Regions from separate parts of the Homo sapiens genome. Here region 1 is linked to region 2. Evidence: read pairs that join two places in POLR2A ChIA-PET (ENCODE). Cell type or tissue: OCI-LY7. All regions are shown on one strand. Each heading gives the region's core, and the rest is flanking DNA. Links, peaks and the distances in the headings are about the cores only. Region 1 has its middle 30 kb from the start of INTS6L. Region 2 has its middle 11 kb from the start of SMIM10L2A.

Region 1 (6,797 bases), core at 1,111-6,110, 57 kb before region 2:
CGTGTTAAATAGAGCTTCTAAGAGAGAACACTGGAATTCCGCAGGGAAGGGACAGGGACCCTCTGAGAAAGAGAGGGAGGCAAAGCAGCTGGCTCAACCAAAATAGGCTCAGAACCAGGAGAAATTCCCTATCATGGGAAAAAGGTAAGCAAGATATCCTCAGGGGTACACATTACCACCATAAATTCCTGCAATCCTAGCCATGGGAGAGCCCCTTGGCATTCATGGGCCTTGAGCCTAGTATAGGGAACTGCATAGAGTGGCAGGTGGTGCAGGTCTGCCCACAGGAATCTCAATCGTGTATGCAAGTGCCAGCTGTGGTGAATGGGGCCAGGTGATCCCCAGGCCCCCAGATGACATGCAAAAGCACTGGTGGTGGCAGAGGTGGGGCATGCCTGTCCTCAGGCTCCAGGATGATGTAGGGGCAGGCCGGTCTGTAGTGTAAGTCTTCCAGCTTTGTTTTTCTTTTCAAAATTGTTTTGGTTACTTTGAGTCCTTTGCATTTCCATATAAATTTTAGAACAAGCTTGTTAATTTCTATAAAAATGCATGTTAAGATTTTGTCTAGAGTTGCCCTGAATATGCAGATCAATTTGGGGAAGATTGACATCTTAACAGTATTTATTCTTCCAAGTGATAAACACTCTTCCCCTCTTTAATTAAGTCTTTTAAAATTTATCTCAGCAATGTTTTGTAGTTTTTGGTGTACAGCTCTTGCGTTTTTTTGTCAAATTTATCCCTAAGTGTTTCATACTTTTGATGCTACTATAAATAATATTTTAAATTTTAATTCCTGATTGTTCATTCCTAGTATAGAAAAACATTGTATAATGATCTTATATCCTGCAACTAAGCTAAACTCACTTCTTAGTTTTAGTAACTTCTTTGTAGATTACACTGGATTTTCTCCATCATTTCTTCTGAAAATAAAGATAGTTTAATTTCTTCCTTTCTGATCTGGATGCTTTTTCTTTTCCTGCCTTAGTGCACTGGTTTGAATGTCCAGTACATTGTTGGATAGAAGTGGTGAGAGCACACGTCCTTGCTTTGTTCTTGATCTTAAGAGGAAAAACTCTAATTTTTCCTAATTAAATATGATGGTATATGTAGGTTTTTTTGTAAGTGCCCTTTATGTCCGGAAAGTTCCTTTTTATTCCTAGTTTGCTGAGAGGTTTGTTTTTAATTGGGAATAGATGTAGTATTTCCTTAAGTCTATTGAGAAAATGATATGTTTTTAGTTTTTTAATCCATTAATATGGTGAACTGAATTAATTTCCGAATGTTAAACCAACTTTGCCTCCCTGGCATAAATGACACTTGATATCAATGTATTCACTTTTTAAATATATCTTGTTGGATTTGATTTTCTGAGATTTTGTTAAGAATTTTTGCATCGAAGTTTATAAGGGATATTAGTTTGTAACCACAGACCTTTTCTTTTCTTGTAATTTCTTTTCATAGTTTTGGTGTCAGATAAATGTAGGCCTCAAAGAATGAGTTGAGAGGTATTCTATTGTCTCCAACTTTTTGGAAGAGTTTATATAGTTTTACTATTATTTACATTTAAGTGAGTAGTAGAATTCACCAGTGAAGTCATTTGGCTTGGTAGTTCTTAAAGTTTAGTTGCAATGTGGAATGTGAAGTCATATCAATGAATGTTTTACGTTTATCTTTCAACTCAAACAACTAGACAAGTGCTTTCCACTGAAACAACCACTATACTTTATTGCAAAGTGGAACTACGTTATGCATACTTCTCATTTCGTTACTATGCAATATAAAAGGATTTAATAAAAATAATAATTTTTGCTCTTTCTCCAAAGGCATTCTTAAATGAAACTGCTTTTTTTCCCTCTGAGTATGTGGTATCGAAGACTACAATAAAATGTGTTATTGAAGACTACAAAAACCACTACAAGTTAGTGGTTTAGTTCCACTGCCTTGATTCATTCTAAGGGGCTGGCAGTTTTACTCACCATTGCTTTTGCACTATCTGTGCAAACTTCAACATAGTGAAAAAAGTGAATAATATTTTGATATTATATTAGTTTTGACTTTGTGGACCCCCTGAGACTGTCTCAAGGGATTGTATGGGTCCATAGACCACACTTTGAGAAGCACTGCATTATAATTTGAGGATAAGTATTCAAATGTTTAGCTTGGATTTAATATCTCAATTACATTCCATGGTGCCTGCACTGATGGTTCCCCAGTGAATATATAAAAAATCAAAATAATGAGAAATTCAATAAGAAGAGTTTCTGTCTATTCAAAATAAGATCTTAAAGCAAGTAAATCACAAGTGAAGAAATATAGGCCTTTAAAATTATATTAAGCCAGTTGAATCTGTTTCTCCCAATTGACTTACACCATACTGCAATTATTTATCTTTGGTTAACAAAAATAAACTCTCAAGTTTCAAGAAACTAACCTCAATTACTTGTCACCTTACCTCTTCCACCTCCAGTTTCCTTATCTGTAAAACTGTGTGGGAGGTGGTGGTGATCATAATAGAATCTACCTCATAATGCCATAGGAACCAAATGAGATCCTGAATGTAAAGCACGTGAATGCTGAATTAATATTAGCTATTATGCTAACGTTCTCATTCCTTTTATGATTGCATCATATTCTGTAGTATGAATGGATCAAAATTTTCCCTGGTCGTTCCATATAGTGTGATAGCTCTGGGAACTTTGAAAGATAGGAGTCACGGGGTTGGAGTAATATAATTTTGGAGGTGTTGAATTTTGCACCAGTTTCATTTCATGTAATCACTCAGTAATTTAAAGTAGGTTAAAAGGTAGATTAATAGAGATTCCTATAGGATTTCCATTGTACGGGTGGACAAAATTCATTTGTAATTTATTCCTGGAGTACTTAAAATTGCTTAATTCTTTCAAGGAAGTACTTCTCACCATCACCCCTCACCACTATACTAATATACACACATAGACACAGATACACACACACATATATCTTGTTTATTAATTATTTGCCTAGAAATTTCATGATGACAAATTTAGGCCAGGTCTGACTAAATTATCACAAAATCTAAAATTTAATTGTTCAAAATCAGAAAAAAACAATTTTGGAGGTGTTGAAGGAGCTATGCACTTTCTAATAGATGCTGGTCCAGGCTTCAACCAAGGCAGGGTTTCTCAACCTTGGCTCTTTTGACATTTTGGACTGTATAATTCTTTGTTGTGTGTGTATCTGGGGTAAGGGGTGCTGTGCACTGTAGGATGTTTAATGGCATCCCTGGCCTCTATCCACTTGATGCTAGTGGCACCCTTCACCCCGTGTCATGACAACCAAAACATCTTTAGACATTGTCAAATATCACCCAGTGTGCAAAGTGCCTCCAGTTGAGAATCACTGAACCAGGTACTGAAGGAAGACCCTTCTGGCTGGACAGAACAGTACAGAAACAGAATCGTATAAGGAAGATGTTTTTTAGATAATTTTACTTAAATATCTCTGTTGGAAAAGACAGCAGCAATAATAACAGCTATAAGTTACTAAGTGCTATTAGGCACTTTGCAAACATCAATCCTTACAGCAACACTATAGATATGAATATTCCCATTTTACAGATGAGTAAAACAATACCCAGAAAAGTTAAGTTACATGCCCAAGAGAGGGACAGAGCTAGGATTAGTATCTGATCTAATTGACTTCTAAGCTCATGCTCTGAACCATCACAGTATTAATTTTGTTAGAAATGCAGCTTCCTCTGTGGGATGTTAATATTTAGCGTGCCTTGTATAATCCTGTCTGGTGACCCTATTTGGATAACTGAGTTGAGCATAATTTTAGATGAGAAATTGAATAGGGGGTGACTTCCTGACCCAGTACGTGGGATAGCCTTGGGATAAACTTAATTGAAGTATTACTTTGATGGGTTACAGAGACTTCTGAGGTAAGATCAAAGAGACATTTGTATAAGGCCTTGAGGGACCAAATTAGCCATCTCATTGGTTCTAGCAGCCATGACAATAATTAGTCAAGCAGCCTTTCGAAGGTGCTGGTAGGACTTTCCTTATACCTCTAATTGTCTCCCTCAAGGGGAAGTGAAATCACCTTTGACTGACCCCAGATCTGGCTGCTAAGCACTTTGGTTTAGTTGAAGAGAAAATGTTTGGGGAAATGTTAACCATGCACTCTAACCTCTAGGGCAGGGTTCTGCCAACTGCCTGTCACAACCCATTAAGGGTCATGAAATCAATTTAGTGGATCATGAGCAACATTTTTTAACCCAATTTACATGACTCCTTTTATTTCACACACTCATGGACTAGACCATTCTAAAGTAATATGGATTACTAAAGATAGCATTATTTTTATGACATTATTAATTATTATTTCTTGTGTTCTTCGTGTATTTACATGTGTTATAGTTTTTTCCATTTCCTTTTTTTTTTTTTTTTTTTTGAGACAGGGTCTTGCTCTGTTGTCTAGTCTAGAGTTCAGTGGCATGATCACAGCTCACTGCAGCCTCAACCTCCCAGGTTCAAGCAATCCTCCCACCTCAGCCTTCCAAGTAGCTGGGACCATAGGTGTGCTCCTGGTTAATTTTTGTATTTTTTGTAGAGACGGGATTTCACCATGTTGCCCAGGCTGGTCTGTAACTGCCGGGCTCAAGAGATCCACCTGCCTTGGCCTCCCAATGTGCTGGGATTACAGGCGTGAGCCATCACGCTTGGCTTTTTTCTTTTACTGATACATAATGTGTTACATATTTATAGGGTACATGTGACTGTTTGCCACAGGCATAGAACGTGTAATGATCAAGCCAGGGTATTTGGGGTATCCATCACCTTAAGTATTTATCATTTCTATGTGTTTGTATCCATGAGTAACACTTAAAAACAGAGAAGACCAGAGTAGAAAGTATTATGGATCTCATACCTTATAGGCAGGACCAGCTAAATAATTTTTGGGGCTCACCACAAAATAGAAATATGGGGCTCCTTGATTAAAAGGCAGAAAATACTGTTGCTAGAGGGACTCAAATATAAAGCTTTTTTCTTTTTTCTGCAGTCTCTGTCTTGACTTGCCAGCCATATTGGGGATTTTTTTTTTTTTTTTGAGACAGGGTCTCACTCTGTCGCCCAAGCTGGAATGCAGTGGGACAATCACGGCTCACTGCAGCCTTGAACTCCTGAGCTTCAGCGATCCTCCCACCTCAGCCTCCCGAGTAGCTGGGACTACAGGTGCACACCATGCCCAGCTAATTTTTTAATTTTTGTGCAGACATGTTTCACCATGTTTCCCAGGCAGGTCTTGAACTCCAGAACTCAAGGAATCTGCCCACCTCGGTCTCCCCAAGTGCTGGGATTACAAGCGAGACCCACTGCGCCTGACTGCCACAGTGTATTTTTATTTGCTATTTATTCCAACCCTAAGTAAAAAAAAAAAAAAATTAAATTATTAACATAAAATTTACTGTTAATCTTTATTAGGCAAGGCCAGTTCAAAGACACAAATATAAAAGCACTTAACTTACATGCAGAATCACCAAAACTACACAGTTTATATTTTGTAGCTTTTACCAGAACAGTGGAAACACTGCACAAAATGAATTGAAGTGTTTTTGTTTCACTTCCGATACATGCACATACTACACATACTAAAAATAGTCTCTGCCTTTGGTTTACTGGTGAGTAAGGCATGATGAAAGAGAAAGGGTTGATGTATCTTCTCCCTTTTTTTCTATGTCATCATCTTCAGCATAACTGGTTGGCTAATACAGGAAAGTAACACCATAGGATATAATAGGGTTCTTCATATTACTTTTTTTTTTTTTTTTTTTTTTTTTTTTGAGACGGAGTCTTGCTCTGTGGCCCAGGCTGGAGTGCAGTGGTGCGATCTCGGCTCACTGCAAGCTCCACCTCCTGGGTTCACACCATTCTCCTGCCTCAGCCTCCCGAGTAGCTGGGACTACAGGCGCCCGCCACCACGCCTGGCTAATGTTTTGTATTTTTAGTAGAGACAGGGTTTCACTGTGTTAGCCAGAATGGTCTCGATCTCCTGACCTCGTGATCCACCCACCTTGGCCTCCCAAAGTGTTGGGATTACAGGTGTGAACCACTGCGCCTGGCCGGTTTTCATATTTCTTAGAATCCCATTGCATTGAATTCTTTCTGTCTATGAAACAAGATCTTGTTCAAAAGGTAAGCATGACCTCTTTGGTCTGTCACTACCCTACTCCACCCCGCCTTAGTTGTAGAGGGAACACATCTTCTTCTCCCTTTGAGACTTGCTGAACTCCCAAGCACTGCCAGTTCACTGCAGTTGTGTTCTCTGGGGGCATCACAAACACTGTATGTAAATGAGGGAACAAGAAACACACATTTTCCGCATCTACTCTGCTCATGTGCGTGCTCCACTGTTGCATTTGACTTCATTTACAAAACACAAGTTCAAAAATAAAATTATTAAAGATTCCTAGACAGTGGTAGTAGAACACTAAACCAACTATGCGGCTCTTCTGAGCGTGTGGCCCTGTGCTACTATAACAGGCCACAAGCCTAGGAAGCCAGCCCTGAGGATTACGTATTTTTTGTGAAAGTTTTACTTCAGGTGTGTGTGTGGGAGTGTGTGGTATGTGTGTACTGGGGTCATCGTCAAAGTTTGGGAATCCCTGCTTTAGGAGAAGGCCAGGCTTCTCCCATGTCCTCCCCTACTAGGTGTTAGAGCTTTCTCCGGGAAGAGTCAGGTGATTTTAGTTAGAACAGGACTAGGGCTAACCTCTTCAGTGCAGTGCAAGTTCTCTCCATTCTGTGATCTCCCCT
Region 2 (6,797 bases), core at 1,072-6,071:
TCTGCCGGAGGCGCAGGATCTCCCGCCGGCTCTCCTTCTCTGCCTGCTAGCCCAGCACCAGGCGGCCCTGCAGCTCCGCCAACTCGCGGCCCACTCTGGTATTCTCACTGTCCAGCATCTTCATCTGACGCCGGAGCTCCTGCAGCTCCCTCCAAGCCTCCAGCCGTGAGCGCTCCACCTCCTGCAGCCCAGTCCAAAGCTCCCCAGCCTCCTTGCCCTCTAGGAGTGCCAGCTTCTGCTCCTTGTCCTCATTGGTAAACTTCAGGCTGATGCGCTCGCTCTCTGCCTTCTTCACGGCGGCCTGCAGTGCCTCACGCTCCTTGGCACCCTCGCCCAGGCTGCGCCACAGCTTGCCCGCCTCCTGGCGCTGCACCTCGAGGCCCTCCTGGCTCTCACGCAGCTTGCGCTGGGCCTCCAGCAGCTCCCGCCGAAGCCGGTCGCGGGCATCCTCCAGCACGTGCAGCTGGGTCCGAAGCTCTTCTGCCTCTCGAAGACAGGAGTCCTGCTGCTTGCCCAGGTCTCGGGCCTGCTCTTGCAGCCTCCTCACTTCCTGGGCGTGGGCCACATCAGCCTCCTCCAGCTGGGCCCATAGGTCCCTCAGCTTGGACATCAGAGCGTTCACGGTGCTCCGGTCCTGCTCCTGCCAGCTCTGGGCATCTAGTTTCTGTGGCTGCATCTCCAGGGAGATGGTGGCCAGGCTGTGCCGCGTACCCATCAACTTCTCTGACAACTTCTCTGACAGAGTCTTTTCAGACCCCTTCAGAGACAAGGCTTGCTGCTTCTTGCTCTCGGCCAGGAGGAGGCCCTCGTCGCGCTCTTGCTGCAAGGCAGCAATCTCCTCGCTCAGCTCTTCCTTCTCGATCTCCAGTCGGGCCAGCAGCTCCTCCTGCTCGCACTGCAGCTGACTCTGCAGCTGGGCCCGCTTGGCTTCCAGCTCCCGCCATGCTGCCTCCTTTTCGCGCTGGACTCACTGCCAGTCCTCCTCATGGGCTGCCCGCTGCTCCCTCAGAGAGGCCTGGGCCTCCTGCTCAGCCTGCACCAGCTTCTGGGCCATCAGCTCCTTGTCTAGGCTGGCTTTCTCCTTTGTAGCTATTATTTGCTGCTGCAGGCCCGCCAGCTCCCCAGTCAGGGTCTCCTTGGCCAACAGCAGGGCCTGCCCATCGGCTTCCAGCTGATCCCAGCGGGCCTCGAGCTGAACCAGGTGCCCTTGCACCTCAAACAGGCTGCCCTCCAGGGCTTCCTTCTCCAAGCGCAGGCATGTGGCCTCCTCTGACAGGGTCCTGCCTTCAGGCTCCGCGGCCGCCAGCTGCATGACCAGGCCAGTGCACCCCTTGGCTAGCGCCTCTGCCTGCCACTGTGCCTCCAGCCGAGCCTGCTCCAGCTCCTGCTCCCGCCCGCTCAGCTGCTGGGAGAGCTGGGCTAGCTGCTCCTGCAGCTGGCTGCGCTCATGGCGCAGCGTGGGGAGCTGCTGCTCCAGCGCCTCCTGGACCTCCTCTGCCACTCGCAGGGAGCCCTCCAGGCCCTGCCGCGCCGCCTCCTGCTCCAACCGCAGCTCCTCCAGCCGCTCCTGCTCTTCCCGCGCCACGGTGGCTTCCTGCTCCGCCTGCCGCAGCCGGCCCTGCAGGGCTGCCTTTTCTTCCTCCAGCTGGGCGACAAGGCGGTTCAGATCCAACTTGTCCTGAGCCAGGCTCTCGTTGACGGCGCTCAGCTTGGACAGGGAGTCCTGCAGGGAGGCCTCCTCTGCCCTCAGCTTGGTCACGGAGAGCTCGAGTTTCACCTGGCCAGCCTCAGCCTTGGTCAGCGCCTCGGCCACCTCGGCCTTCTCGGCCTGCAGCATGTCCCGCTGCAGTGTGGTGCAGCTCAGCGCCTCCCTCACCTCCACCAGCTCCTTGGCCAGGCCTGAGCGCTTCCCTTCCAGCTGCTCTAGCTGTTTATGGCTGCGCTCAAGCTCCTGGCGCACCCGTGTACCATCCTGCACCGCCTCCTCCTGCTCTTCCTCCAATCGGTCCCGCTGGCGCCGCAGCCCCTCCTGGGCAGCCTGCAGCTTCTCACGCTCCTTCAGAAGGTCCTTGGCCTGTTGCTGGGCCACCTGCAGACTGTGGGCCAGTTTGCTCTTCTCCCTGCTCAGGAGCTCATTGGCGTTCCGCAGCCTCTGTACCTCGCGCTGGGCGTCCTCTTGGGCCTGCACGGCGCCATCGGTCTTGTCCCACTGGTGCTGGAGCTGTTCCTCTAGGGCCCGCCGCTCAACCTCACTGTCGCTAAGCTGCTTCCACAGGGTGCCCAGCAGGTCCTGGTTTGCCTCATAGTGCCCACGCATGTCCTGGACCTGCAGCTGTCGCTTGTGCAGGGCAGAGTGAATCAGGGCGAGCCTGGAGGAGTCTGAGCTAGCCAGGGACCGGCTTCGGTGGGGCGAACGGCTGCTGCCCAGTGAGGAGCACTGCGGTGGGTGGGGATGGGATCCGCTGGCCTGAGAGCCCCGCAGGCTGCCTTCGCACGCGTCCGCAGTGTGCTCGGAGCCGCTCAGCTGGACGCCGTCTCAGTGTCCAACAGGACGGCCTGTGCGAGGTCCCTCGGGGTCTGCTGCAGCCCCTCTCCATCCTCTGTCTCCAGGGCCACCTGCTCCTGTAGCCGCAGGGATTCCAGGGCCTCAGGCTTGCCGAGGGGCTTCTTGACCTAATCCTACTACAGATTCTGCTTCTGAAGACGCTCCACTGCCAGGGCCAGCTCTGTCACTCTGGCACTGAGGTCGGCCTTGTCCAGGTCGCTTTGCATCTGCTGCTGGGCCATGTCCTTCTCATGGAGCACCTTGTCCTGCAGCTGCTCCTCCAGTTGGGCCTGCAGCAGGGCCTGCTTCTCCAGGGCCGCTTCGGCCCCGCTCTCTGCCAGCCGCAGGCCCGTGCTCAGTACCAGGCCCGCCTCCTGGACAGCGTATGATGTCCAGGCCAGCTCCCCTCCCAGCTGCAGCAGGTCCCTCTCGGTGGACATCTTCACCTCGCTGACCAGTCACCCGACCCCCACCTGCCTACAGAGGAGTAACAGGCGACTGTGCTCGTTGCTGAAGTAGGCGTTGAAGGACTCCTCCTCGAGCCTCCATGCCGCCTCCCGCTGCTCCAGCTCCTTGCGGCTGAGTGTCCAGTGGCTGGTCACCTTTCATATGTCCTCACTCAGAGTCTGGCTGGCCGATCCTGCGTGGTCCAGCTGCTCTCGGAGCATGGCATTCACCTGGACCAGGCTGGCACTCCTCTGCTGCTCCTCCTCCAGCCGAATGAGGGCGCTCTCCAGGTCTTGGCTGTGCTCTGTGTCCCTCAGCCGCTGCTGCGCAAGCTCTCTGGATCTCTCCAGCAGCTGCTGCTCCAGCTCCCAGCACCTCTTCTTGTACTGGAGAATCTTGGCCTGCAGCTGCTGCACAAGCTGGGCCTGCCACTGTTGGCCCTCCTGGTAGGCTCCTCCTGCAGCTGCCTCCACAACTCCACGCTCTGCTGTACCAGCCCCCGGGCTCCTGCATCTCCAGCTCCTCAGACTCCAGACGCACACCCTGCTCCAGCCCATTGTGCTTAATGGTGAGCTCATCACGCTTGGCGTGGCTCTGGGCCAGTAAGTCCTCCGCGCGCGACAGCTCCTGCTGCAGCAGCTGGTTCTTTTTCTGCAGCGACAGCAGCAGTGCCATCTCTGTGGCCCGCAGAGGGACTGGGCTTTCAGGCCGGGAGAGGTTGCGGGTGACAATCTCCCTGATGCGGGCAGGTAGGATGATGGTCTGAGGGTCCTGGGCCAGGTCCCGCGTGCCCAAGCCCTTCTCATGGCCCAGGACGCTTCTCTCCAGTGTCCGGATAACCGTCTCCAGTGTCAGCTGGCCCTCCTGTGGCCCCTACAGCCCCAAGCTCATGGCGGGGTGGCTGTGGGCATCCCTCCAGCCCCCTTCTGCAGGACCCCAAGACTAGCTCAGTCAGCACGCCCCACAGCCAGGCTGCTGTGCTGAGCACCAGGCAGATTAAGCTTAAATCCCGCGGCGCCCCCATGTGACCACAGCCGTGGGAGGAGCGAGATGGGGGTTGAGAGGGGAGAGGATGGGAAAGGACAGGAGAGGAGGGAAGCAGAGGCAGGGGGGATCCGAGGGAAGAAGAAGGAAGAGGAAGGATGAAGGAGAAGGGAGAGAAAGGGAGGGAAAAAGAGAGAAGAGGGAATAGGGGAGGAAAGGAGGGGGGAATCTTTATATCTTCATACAGCTTTGAATTCCTATCTAGTACCCTTTCATTTCACTTTGCAGTACTCTCTTGAGCAGTTCTTGCAGGACAGGTGTAGTGGTAACATTAGCTTTTGTTTATCTGGGAATATCTTAATTTCTCCCTCATATTTGAGGAACAATTTTGCCAGATATAGCATTCTTAGTCAACATATTTTTAGCACTTTGAATATATCAGCTCACAGCCTTCTGGCATCTAAATTTTCTGAAGAGAAAATTGCTAACAGTTTCATTGAGGATCACTTGTATGTGATGAGTCATTTTTCTCTTGCTGCTTTCAAGATTTTTCTCTCTGTGTTTGCCTATTGTAAGTTTCATTATAAGGTGCTGTGGTTTTGGGGTATCTCTTAGTTCATCTTACTTGGCATTCATTGAGATTCTTGGAGGTTTATATTCATGTCTTTCATAAAATTTGTTAAGTTTTCAGTCATTATTTCTTCAAAGGTTTCCTTTGCCCCTTTCTCTCTCTCCTTTCCTTTTGGGACTTCTCCAATGCATATGTTGATGGGCTTGGTGTTGTCCAAAAGTCTCTTAGGCTCTGTTCATCTTTTCTTCAATCTTTTATCTACCTGTTCCTCAGACTTGATAATTTCCATTGTCCTATCTTCAAGGTTGCTGATTCTTTCTTTTGTCATGCTCAATTCTGCCTTTAAACCCCTCTTCTGATTTTTTTTATTTCAGTTTTTGTACTTTTTGGCTCTACAGTTTATTTTTGATTTCTTTCTTTGGCTTTCTATCTCTTTCTTGATATTTCCATTTTGTTCATGCATCACTTTCTTGATTTTCTCCACATCTTCCTTTAGTTCTTGAGCATTTTTAAGAAAGTTGTTTTACAGTCTTTGTCTAATAGATCTGCTGTCATATCTACTAGATCAGGGACTGTTACTGTCGATTTATTTTTTCCTTTGAATGTGCCATACTTTCCTGTTTCTTTGTATGCCTTGTGATTTTTTGTTGAAAATTAGACATTTGAATATAATAATGTGAGAACTTTGGAAATCAGATTCTTCCCCTTCCTTGGTGTTTGCTGTTTTTTGTTATTGTTTCTATTTATTGTGGTTCTTTTTATTGCTGTAGGTTTTTTCTTTGCCAAAGATTAGCCTGGGGTGTAAACTTAAGATCTTCTCAGGTTTTTTCTGAGCCTGCAGCTTCCCCTGTGCATGTGCAGTCACTTTCTAATTTCCTCCATATGTGCAGTTGTTTTTGAATGTCCTAGTCTTTAATCTCTGGCTTCCAAAAGGAGAAAAGGGAAAAATGAAGGAGGGAAAAGGAAAAGTGGTGCTAACCCTTTAAATCTTGGGAAGTTGCTTCAGCCAGAGGGGGAGGGACTTGCAACAATGGAGAGAGGTGCAACAATAATGGTCACCCACCTCTTTGTCTGCAAGTCTGTGATCAGGAGCAGCAATCAGCTATCTGAGTACAGATCTGCAATTTTGGGAGGGCAAGTTCCTTTTTGCCCACCCTTGCTCGTGTAAGCTGTGTGGAAACTGTTCCACAGTGCTAGGGACACAGTGCTGTGTCCCTAGCACTGTGCTTGCCACAGGGCTGGGGCTGCTGGATAGATAGTTGCTAGTGGACTAAGAACACACTTTACCTCCAAACTTTCCCATGGAAATTGCAAGTCTTCAATATACTCAAGAGTTCAAAAACAGCTATATCAGGGTCTGTCAGTGCAATTTTTGTCTCAGTGGGGAGACTGATTCCTACTCCACCACCTTCCCAGAATCTTCCTAACCTTAAATTTTAAACATGCACACTAAAAATTATATTTTTTCGAATTATTCAGCAGCTCAATTCTCTTCCTGACAAAACAAAAGCCTTACCCATGTTATCTTCCCTCAGCACTCTATCTCCACAATTCTCATGTTATTGTTTTGAATTTTAGTATAAGCTTGTTATGAGTGCACATAAAACTTTTCTCCTTCCCTTCTCCATACATTTCCTTCTACCCATCCTTCTTTTCATAAGTGTGAGTACAGACTGAGAGTACAGACTCAGGAGAAAAACTATCTGGTCACAAATCTTTGCTCCACCAGGTGTGTGACCTTGGGCAAGTTTCTTTACCGCTCTGAGCCCAAGTTTCCTCATGTTTATAAACAGCGATAATGTAAGTTTCTGTTTTAGGGTCATGGTATTACATTATTTAGTATATGTAATGTGCTTAGAGCAGTACCTGACACAAAGTAAGTTCTCAATAAATATGTTATTTTTTTCTCCTTCCTTGTGTGCTTAACCATCAATGTATGTTGAGATTTTTAAACCCCTTTTAATTACTATTTACTTGCTGTTATTTCTTGACTTCCATTCCTTCCTTGTGGATTTCTCGTTCTTATTGCTAACATAGATTTTTTCAGTAATTGTTTCAGAGACAGTTGATGGATAGTGAAATGTCCAAGTTCTTCTATGTGTCTGAAGGTGCTCTTTCACATTTTTTCATAAGTTCTAGGCTTACAGATATCTTGTCATGCTTTGAAGACATTAATTGTGACACATATGGAAAATAGAGACTAAGTATCCATCCTAGTCCCCTAACGTACCTTCCTGGACTTCACAGTCA

The links. Peaks named below come from ENCODE experiments on the same cell type or tissue, not always from the same donor. Only the 100,000 strongest peaks of a DNase experiment are listed, where the experiment ranks them.
Region 1: POLR2A ChIA-PET joins it to region 2 with 5 read pairs; 2 of 35 experiments call an interaction of 5 or more read pairs at or near these places.

Annotation. Positions count from the first base shown.
Region 1 is chrX:135,487,021-135,493,817 of GRCh38, reverse strand. No RefSeq gene overlaps it. Among named protein-coding and RNA genes, the nearest start is that of INTS6L, 30 kb to the left of the region's middle. RefSeq lists an enhancer at 4,212-4,261. In OCI-LY7, for the core only: no CTCF peak of the experiment used is centred there; a DNase peak (open chromatin) is centred at 4,077.
Region 2 is chrX:135,429,830-135,436,626 of GRCh38, reverse strand. It overlaps the pseudogene CROCCP1. Among named protein-coding and RNA genes, the nearest start is that of SMIM10L2A, 11 kb to the right of the region's middle. In OCI-LY7, for the core only: no CTCF peak of the experiment used is centred there; no DNase peak of the experiment used is centred there.